Linked DNA regions of Homo sapiens: all the other regions are linked to region 2. Evidence: chromatin contacts called from ENCODE Hi-C or POLR2A ChIA-PET data. All regions are on one chromosome and are shown on one strand. Each heading gives the region's core, a stretch centred on a gene start or an enhancer-like site at or near the end of the contact. The rest is flanking DNA. Distances are from core to core; before and after follow the strand shown. Region 1 holds the start of OR9Q2 (olfactory receptor family 9 subfamily Q member 2). Region 2 holds the start of OR5B21 (olfactory receptor family 5 subfamily B member 21). Region 3 holds the start of OR10Q1 (olfactory receptor family 10 subfamily Q member 1).

Region 1 (2,941 bases), core at 84-2,583, 320 kb before region 2:
GTAGTATGCAGTGATCTCCAGATTTATGAGAACAGTGAACCTATTTTCCTGGAACGTCTACTTACGACACCTGGCAAAAGGTAAGGCCTTCAAAAGACAAGCCTTCCGGTATGGTTCTCAAATCTGCTACATGTTATAATCACCAGGGAATTTATGAAAATTACTGGTGTTCGGCTCCTACACTCAGGCATTCTGATTCAATTGTTAAGGGGTACAATCTGGGCCTTACGAGTTGCTTCCCAGGTGATTCTAATGTGCAGTGAAGATTGAGAACCACTGCCCTGGGGTCCTTTTGTCTAGTGCCATATTCCAGATAGGTTCAGTCAACTGAGCGTTGACCTGGTCCAAGTCATTGTTTTGCCACCAAGAAGCTCCAGAGTCCTTTCTGTATCTAGGTTTTTAAAATTGATAAGACAGGGAGACATCACATTCACCCTATCTTGGGTCTCCCATGAGGAAGAAAGGCACTGATAGGACTTTGGAGAAATCATGCTTTGCAAGAACATGTCTTTATTATTTTACTTTAGTTTATGGCAGGACACACAGAGGGGCAGGGAGGTCTAGAGGTCCCAATCCCAAGGCATTGGTGCCACAATTTTTGGAGATTAACTGTTTGGAAATCCCCTGGTATGCCTGTTCATAATGTAGATACTGCTCCCATGGCGGATGTACTGCATCTGCATCAATCTATGGAGGTGGGACACTGCTATTCACATTTTAAACAAGTTCTCTGGATAAATTCTTACACACACTGAAGTTTGAGAACTAGTGCTATGGTGGAGGGGTTGGTTACCATCAAGAATTTGCTCAGCTTGCCTGGTGGAAGTCTGTTCACAGCCCACCCACATTGGCCTCTCCAACATTTTATCTTATGACTCCCCACCTGCACCATTCTCTACTTCTGCCAAATGATGAACTTTCGAAGTCATCAATTACAGCATGTTTTGGCAATGGGGAGCAAAAGCTTATGCTTATAAAAAGCCTCCTTTGGGGATCAGTTCATAGCTGGCTATGGTGGCATTGTGTAAAACCCCTGACAAAACTCCCAATTGAGATATAGGAAACCTTCAAAGAAGTACATTTCTTTTGGTACAAGGCAGGAAGAACGCAAGACTAGGAGCCAGCTCCATCAGACCTTGCTGAGGGATGGGGCTTTGGAAGTTTGAAATTAAAGAGAAACTTTCAAAGGTATTAATTAGACACCTTGTTAGGAAGTCATATGAAGATAAGTCTCCTTCCCCTGGAGAATCACCTCAGGAACCAATTAGGGTGTAATACTGGGACAGCGAATATAAGAAGCACATCAGCAAGGTTTCATGATAGATTGGAAGCTCAGGGAGAAAGGCTGGTCCCCTAGTCTTGTTATCTCAAAGTAAGTCTAGAAAAATCTAAGGAAACACTAGTGTCAGGGATATATTGTTTTGTCAAGGGGTAGAGGAAAGAGAGAGACTCCTAGAAGTGAGACTAAAACACAGAAGTATTGGAAGTGACCCCATCTCATCAGGTTGCTATGATTATGGGGTTATCTGCAATTTTATTTACGGAAAGGGAACAAAGGCAAGGTAACTGAAGCCCAGAGAGGAAACGTGACTTGCCCAGGGTCTTACATGCAGTGTGGGTGAACTAGAAGCCAGGTGTCCTTTGGCTTGGCAGGTGATGGGCAGACAACACACTAAACAAAAGAGGAGGGCATTAGCAAAGTAGAATTCAGGTGAGGACAGTTTGTGTCCAGCTCATGACTTTCAGATCTAATTTGTTTTCTTTGTTATTCTCCTCAATGGGTCAGCTCAGTATTGGTCTGGCTGCTGGTACAACAGGTACTCAAACACTATCAAAGCCCTCCTTTACAGCCCTGTTCTAGAACTCCACTAAGGACCCCCAAATTTATTAATCCGAATTTCTCCAACAGCACTCAGACAACACAAGACTACAAAAATATTTCTGCTTTCAAATTTGGATGCTGTTTATTTTCAAGCTACTGTGTTTATTAGGGGCTTTGAGAACAACCAAACAAAGCTTATGGAGCTTTGTTAGGTGCCCAAAAAAACTTATGTTTGCTCTTTTGATTTCAAGGTCAATGCTTGAGTGTGTGTTTATGTGTGTGTATACACACCCTTAATAAGCCAGCCTACTCTAATTAGGATAACAGCTGTTTGTTAAACTTGCATGTTGTTAGACTGAGAATAGTAATATTCCTACAAGCAGAGCCCATTGCTGATTGCTAATAGATTTTTTTGTTTATATGTTTTTGTTCAGAGAATATAAATTTTCCTTCCTTAAAACATTCATTTAAAATTTTAATAGCCACCTTATATATGTGGAGTGCTTTTAGCTTTCCAATGTGCTTTTGCCTCTGTTTTAACCTACGCATTAATCTTATCTCATAAGCAGGGCAAGCATTATGATCCTCTTTTGGCAGAGGAGGAAATTGAGGTTCAGAGAGGTTAAGTGCCTTGTGTAAGATCAAACAGCTAATTGGGGACAGAGTTGCAAATACAAGCGCTGACTTGTAAGTCAGGAATCACTTGCTCTCTGTTCTTTCTATAATAGAAGCATTCATCACTTTTTATCTTATATTACAGTGAGCTCAATATCTGTCTATATCTATCTTCGACTGAAAAGTGTGTTGAAGTTGAGTGCCGACATGTAAGACATTCAATTTAAAGCTTTGTTACTTGAAATCATTTGAACTCCTCTTGAGCTGTCCCCTCATCTGGCTCTTGTCTTAGCCGTTGCAGGTGAACCACTGGATGGATGGCTGAAAGGAATTACACCGTAGTGACGGAGTTCTTCCTTACTGCATTTACTGAACATCTCCAGTGGAGGGTTCCTCTCTTCCTCATATTTTTGAGTTTCTATCTTGCCACTATGTTAGGGAACACAGGCATGATCCTCCTGATCCGTGGCGATCGTCGGCTCCACACCCCGATGTACTTCTTCC
Region 2 (2,700 bases), core at 121-2,620:
ACATCCTTTGTCTACCTCAGAAAGTCCAACTTTCAAACTCGCAGAACAAAAGAATAAAAAAGATACTGTGTGTTCAGTTGATAAAAATGAAGGTGAAATCTTTACACCAAGTTTAATAGTGAATGAAAAATTCTTACAATTAAAAACAGGATGAGGAAAATTTGGTACATTCATTTGTATGCTTCAATCTTCTGCTTTAAACCACGTCAAGAAACTAAAGCAAGAAAAGCTTAACTGTCCCATGTTGTTGTTCACTAAATATAAGATTATCTTTCTAAGTAAGACTTTCAACGTGCTGCTTTTTACATCTTCTAATAGCAGAAGTAACCGCTGTTCTTGGGGAAGAAAGAACTGAAACCAGTCAAACGTTAAAAGTCATGATGGCATTTAGGTGTGAGAGAAAGTTTATCCCTTAATTGCTTGCCTACTTCCCATTCACATTTAATATTGGGGGTAAAGTTTGTTGAGTATTTTCCAGAGAGCACTTTTCACTTCTTTGTTCCTAAGGCTGTATATCAAGGGATTCAGCATGGGAATCACCACTGTGTAAAACACAGAGGCTATTTTGTCTGTGTCCACGGACTGGCTGGAGTTGGGCTGTAAGTACATGAAGATGATTGTGCCATAGAAGATGGACAAAGCAGTGAGATGGGAAGCACAGGTGGAGAAGACTTTCTTCTGCCCTTCAGCAGAATGCATCCTCTGAATGGTGATGCATATGAAGAAGTAAGAAATAAGGATGACCAGGAGGGTGAAAAAGACGTTGAAGCCTGCCACAAAGACCACCAACTTGCTGATGCGTGTGTCAGAGCATGAGAGAGCCAGGAGTGGGGGAATGTCACAGAAGAAATGATTAATCTCATTAGAACCACAGAAGGAGAGTCTGAAGGTGCCTGCTGCATGGATAGAGGCATTGAGGAAGCCAGAGACATAGGAACCAGTAGCAAGGAGGGCACACACACCTGCTGTCATGGTGGTGGTGTAATGAAGAGGCCTACATACCGCTGCATGGCGATCATAGGCCATGGAGGCCAGGAGGTAGCACTCAACAGTGGCAAACCCCACAAAGAAGAAGAACTGAGCTGCACATCCATCGTAGGAGATGGCCTTGTCCCCTGACCGCAATGCAGCCACCGTTTTGGGGGCTACAGCTGATGAGTAACCCAAGTCTACAAGGGAGAGGTTACTGAGGAAAAAGTACATTGGAGTGTGGAGATGGGAGTCTGAGTGGATGATCACCATCATTCCCCCATTCCCAAGCAGGGTGATGAGGTAGATGAATAAAAATGCCAGGAGGAGGGGTATCTGAAGATTGGGGTCATCTGTTAATCCCAAGAGGATAAACTCTGTCACTTCTGTGCTATTCTCCATTGTGGCCAGCTTGAATTAGCCTGGTGATTAAAGAAGAGGCGTCAACAAAATTCCAATGAAAGTATGAGAAGGGAGGATGGAATGATAAAAAAGGAGAAAACTAATGTATAGAGAGAATGTACTGTGTGTAACACTCATCCTAGAACCCTCTGTTATATTATAGCTTTTAATTCATATGAGATAGGTGCTATTATGCCCATCTTACAGATAAGGAAGTTAAGGCTCAGGGAGCTGAATATTGAGCAAGATAGCCTATCTAGGGGTCAGAATCAAAGTTCACCCCTTTATATTTCTGAATCTAAAGTTCATACATTCATCTTGAATTCTTTAACACATTTACATCATATAAATACAAATTATGATGTGGATATAAGATTGTATGTATTTAATTATTAAAAATAAAAACATCCATCACTTATTGTCTTCCACATTCTACTTCCAATAATATAGCCTCACTAAAGATTTTCTAAATTTATTTTTCCTTAAAACAACACAAGTTTATTCTCTCAAAATTCTGGAGGCCAGAAGCCTCAAATCAGTTTCACTGGGCCAAAATCAAGGTGTTGGCAGGACAAGGTGGTGCCCTCAAGGTCTGTTTGATACTAAATCCAAAGATCTTAACCACAACTTTTGAAGCCTTTATAAATTAATCCCTCAACAGTAGTTCAACTGAAAGGGAGTATGGTATATGTAAATATGAGTATGTATTTATATATATTTAATATAAAACTATAAATTTGATATATACAAATGGCTTTGTGTATCTGTGTATATGCATATGTCTTTTTTCACCCCTTATCAGAAGTCTTTGCTGTAGACCCTAATTCCAGTTAAGTCCTCCTTTCTCTCCCTCCTCAAAGCACTTGAGTCTTGGCTGATTATTGCACAATTAGCTGGGCAACCACTCACTCTTCACCTAGCTCTAAGCCCCTTGGGACAGTAACTATCTTCATCCCCTCTGGTCCACTCTCCTTACCATGGCCCCTCACACATGTATGTAAATATTTGGTGAATCAAACAGAACATCAATAGGAAAGTATGGAAATATTTTTCATGCTCTTTAATCCCACAACAAACATCCTATCATCCTCTTGTCTACCAGGTTTGTGCTTTGGGCCAAAATATTAGCTTAGACTTGTCATATGAAAAATATTCAGGAGTAACAGTGAGTTTGCAGATGGTCAGGCCTGGAGACAGGTTTCTGTCCTCATTTTAGAGCATTCTTTCTCTCCTATTTTTGTTCCTCAACCTGAGGTGTTCACAGGCTTTCCCCACTCCTAGTAGCAGAGTGAGTGGGAGCAGACTCAGAAGAAGTGAGGGAGAAAATGT
Region 3 (3,124 bases), core at 113-2,612, 280 kb before region 2:
TTCCTTACTTAAGGCAACTTTCACAGGGTAAATTACATCATCTCCCCAGGAGGCAGCATGCCTATCAGCCTTTATTCACAGTATGTATGGGGTGTTCCTAATATGGCAATTGACATAGGTGAGCTGCAAATCCTTAAAGTAGAGCTAAGTAAACTAGCATTCCTACGCTGTAAGTTCTGTCCAAATTTTCATATCTTAGTCAAAGCACTTCAGAAAAATGAGCATGAATTGTGAACTTGGGGCAAATATGGCAAAAAAGAAACATCAAGTGCACAGTGTGAGAAAGTACTACAGTTCTGTGTCATTTAGAGTTCTTTGACACAGCAACAGACAGACACCCAGCCCAGTGCCCCTAAGCCTTCAGTTGGCGTCAGAGGCTGCTTTACGGATAATGGCACTCCTCAGAGCACCTTTGACATCCTTGTTCCTAAGGCTGTAAAGCAAAGGGTTGAGTAAGGGGGTGACAAAGGTGTAGACCAACGCGATTTGGCTGTCCTCATCCTCTGAGGTGCTGGACCGAGGACGCAGGTACACGAGGCTGCAGCAGCCATACTGCAGCAGGACCACGGTGAGGTGGAAGGAGCAGGTGGAGAAGGCCCGGCGGCGGCCCTCGGCAGAACGGATGCTCAGGATGGCACAGGTGATGAACACGTAGGAGACGCAGATGAGCAGGAAGGGGATGGTCAGCACGAGGATGCTCACGACATAGAGGACAGCCTGGTGCACGCGGATGTCAGCGCAGGCCAGGCGCAGGACGGGAGGCACATCGCAGAGGAAGTGGTTGATTTCCTGGTGGTGGCCGCAAAAGGGCAGGGTGAAGATTAAGGCGGTGAGCTGCAGGGAGGGGAAGAGGGCCAGGCCCAGGGCCCCACCCAGCATCTGCGTGCACAGCTCGCGGGTCATGATGAGGGTGTAGTGCAGCGGGTGGCAGATAGCCACATAGCGGTCATAGGCCATGATCGCCAAGAGGAAACAGTCCGTGCTGCCGAGGGTGACAAAGAAGAACATTTGGGCCCCACATCCAGCCAACGAAATGGGCTTCTGGGCCCCCAAAATGTTGGAAAGCATCAAGGGTACTACCACGGTGGTGTAGCAGAGTTCCAGGAAAGACAGGTTGGACAGGAAGAAATACATCGGGGTGCGGAGGGTGCTGTGTGTGCACACCACCCAGATGATGGCTGTGTTGCCACAGAGGATCATCAAGTAGAGGAGGAGGAAGAGAAGGAAGAGAAGAACCTGGAATTCAGTGGCTGTGGTGAACGCACGGAACACAAACTCAGTGGGCTCAGACTGGTTGAAGACAAGTTTCCCCACAGGCATGTCTTATGCAAAAGAATAGGACGCGCTGAGCTCTTCTTGGCTGAGTTGCTTTATTTCTTTTTTTTCTTTTTGAGACGGAGTCTCGCTCTGTCGCCCAGGCTGGAGTGCAGTGGCGGGATCTCGGCTCACTGCAAGCTCCGCCTCCCGGGTTCACGCCATTCTCCTGCCTCAGCCTCCCAAGTAGCTGGGACTACAGGCGCCTGCCACTACGCCCGGCTAATTTTTTTGTATTTTTTTAAGTAGAGACCGGGTTTCACCGTTTTAGCCGGGATGGTCTCGATCTCCTGACCTCGTGATCCGCCCGCCTCGGCCTCCCAAAGTGCTGGGATTACAGGCGTGAGCCACCGCGCCCGGCCGCTTTATTTCTTTAGTAAAAGCAGGAGTGTACAATTTTATTTGGAATTAACTATTTAGTAGCTAGTTTCCAATCACGGTGCATGAGAATGAATTCACGATATAGGGTTTGGTATACTTTTCCTTGGAAATCCTCATGAATGGGATAGACAGTCATCTGCAGAAATTCCTGGGGGCAAGACATGTAGACACATGTAGATGTTCCTTGTGAAATATCTCCCCCCACCCCGATATTTTCAATCCAATTGATAAGACTTAATTATTTTGCTTGTATTTAATTACAGTGAAGAGTTGTATGGTTGCACATATTTTAAAATTAGATAAATGAATTTGTCTTTTACTTTTTTCAGTAAGCACTCTCATTGAAATATAACATACATGTGGAGGAATTCACAAATCCTAAGTGTGAAGCTTGATTTGTTTATTTATTTTAACATCGTAAATACGCCAGTATAACCACTACAAAGATTAAGAAATAGAACGATTCCAGTGACCTACAAACATCCTTCATGTTCTCAGTCTTTATGCTTCACAAAAGTAACCACTTTTTGACTTTTATCATTACAGATTGATGTAACTATGTTTCAACTTATATATGAAATGCTAAAGCATGTACTTTATTGTAACTGGCTTCAACATTATGTCTGCAAAGGTTATTCTTGTTGTTCTGAATCAATCCTTTGTTCTTTCCATTGCTTTATGGCTATAAGTTATTCACTTTACATTCAGTTATTTTGACTCCACATACAAGTAGGAAAACACCCATTGTTACAATCTTTTCTGATATGTACTCTTCATATATTTCCTCTCTTTTGAACATTTTATCTAAATTTCCAACAGGAAGCTAAACTTTTGGACTCAAATAGTTTCAAATGAAAGGGAAGTGAACAGAGTCAGGTTAAAATTAAAGTGGAGCTTCCTGAGATAAGAAAAGACAATGAGGAAACTAAAAATGCAATAGCACAATTGAATTATGCATTAACATAATCAAGAGAATAAGAAAGACCTTTGCAAGCATCTGGGAAGTTAAAAATACCTGTGAATTAAGCACTTTCAGGTTAGACTACAACTTTATTTTTAATACAAAAATTTAAGAGACAATACAAAATATCTACAGAATTTTAAGAAAAACAAATTGGAGTGAAAGAATTCTGTATCAAAGCCTTAGTGATTTATGTTCAAAAGCAACAGAAAGACTTTCTCAGATTTGGAAGGGCTTAGGAATTATTTCATTCTAAATATAATTTTAAAAATCCCTCAACAAAGACTATGAGTTGCTGCATGATTAATCAGAGTAATCAGAACATATACTTTAAGGTTGGGAAAGTTGTAATGTAAAATAATATGCTTTGGAAAAGCAAATAATAAAATATGTATTTAATATTAAATAGTGCAAATATTGTTAAAAGCAAAAAAGAATTGCTGAGAATAATTTTTAAAGATGTGCATA

What was found. A loop is a pair of places that touch in the nucleus more often than their neighbours do. ChIA-PET counts read pairs that join two places held with the same protein, here RNA polymerase II (POLR2A). Pooled maps may share reads with other maps.
Region 1: a loop to region 2 is called in a pooled map, with 2.1 times the contacts of the local background. The contact joins the promoter of OR9Q2 here to the promoter of OR5B21 in region 2. A Hi-C loop is called at or near these places in 1 of 37 single-sample maps with no recorded cell type and 2 of 50 pooled maps. POLR2A ChIA-PET finds 5 or more read pairs at or near these places in 2 of 52 experiments (PC-9 and activated T-cell).
Region 3: a loop to region 2 is called in a pooled map, with 2.3 times the contacts of the local background. The contact joins the promoter of OR10Q1 here to the promoter of OR5B21 in region 2. A Hi-C loop is called at or near these places in 2 of 50 pooled maps.

Annotation. Positions count from the first base shown.
Region 1 is chr11:58,187,737-58,190,677 of GRCh38, forward strand. OR9Q2 (olfactory receptor family 9 subfamily Q member 2) reads left to right here and starts at 1,334. Exons shown (of 2, transcript NM_001005283.3): 1 at 1,334-1,372; 2 at 2,583-2,941. The coding sequence starts at 2,755.
Region 2 is chr11:58,506,735-58,509,434 of GRCh38, forward strand. It overlaps OR5B21 (olfactory receptor family 5 subfamily B member 21), which reads right to left and starts at 1,371. Exons shown (of 1, transcript NM_001005218.3): 1 at 73-1,371. The coding sequence starts at 1,371. The coding sequence ends at 442. The region is part of intron 2 of LOC105369313 (a long non-coding RNA gene); the gene reads right to left.
Region 3 is chr11:58,227,556-58,230,679 of GRCh38, forward strand. It overlaps OR10Q1 (olfactory receptor family 10 subfamily Q member 1), which reads right to left and starts at 1,363. Exons shown (of 1, transcript NM_001004471.2): 1 at 327-1,363. The coding sequence starts at 1,320. The coding sequence ends at 361.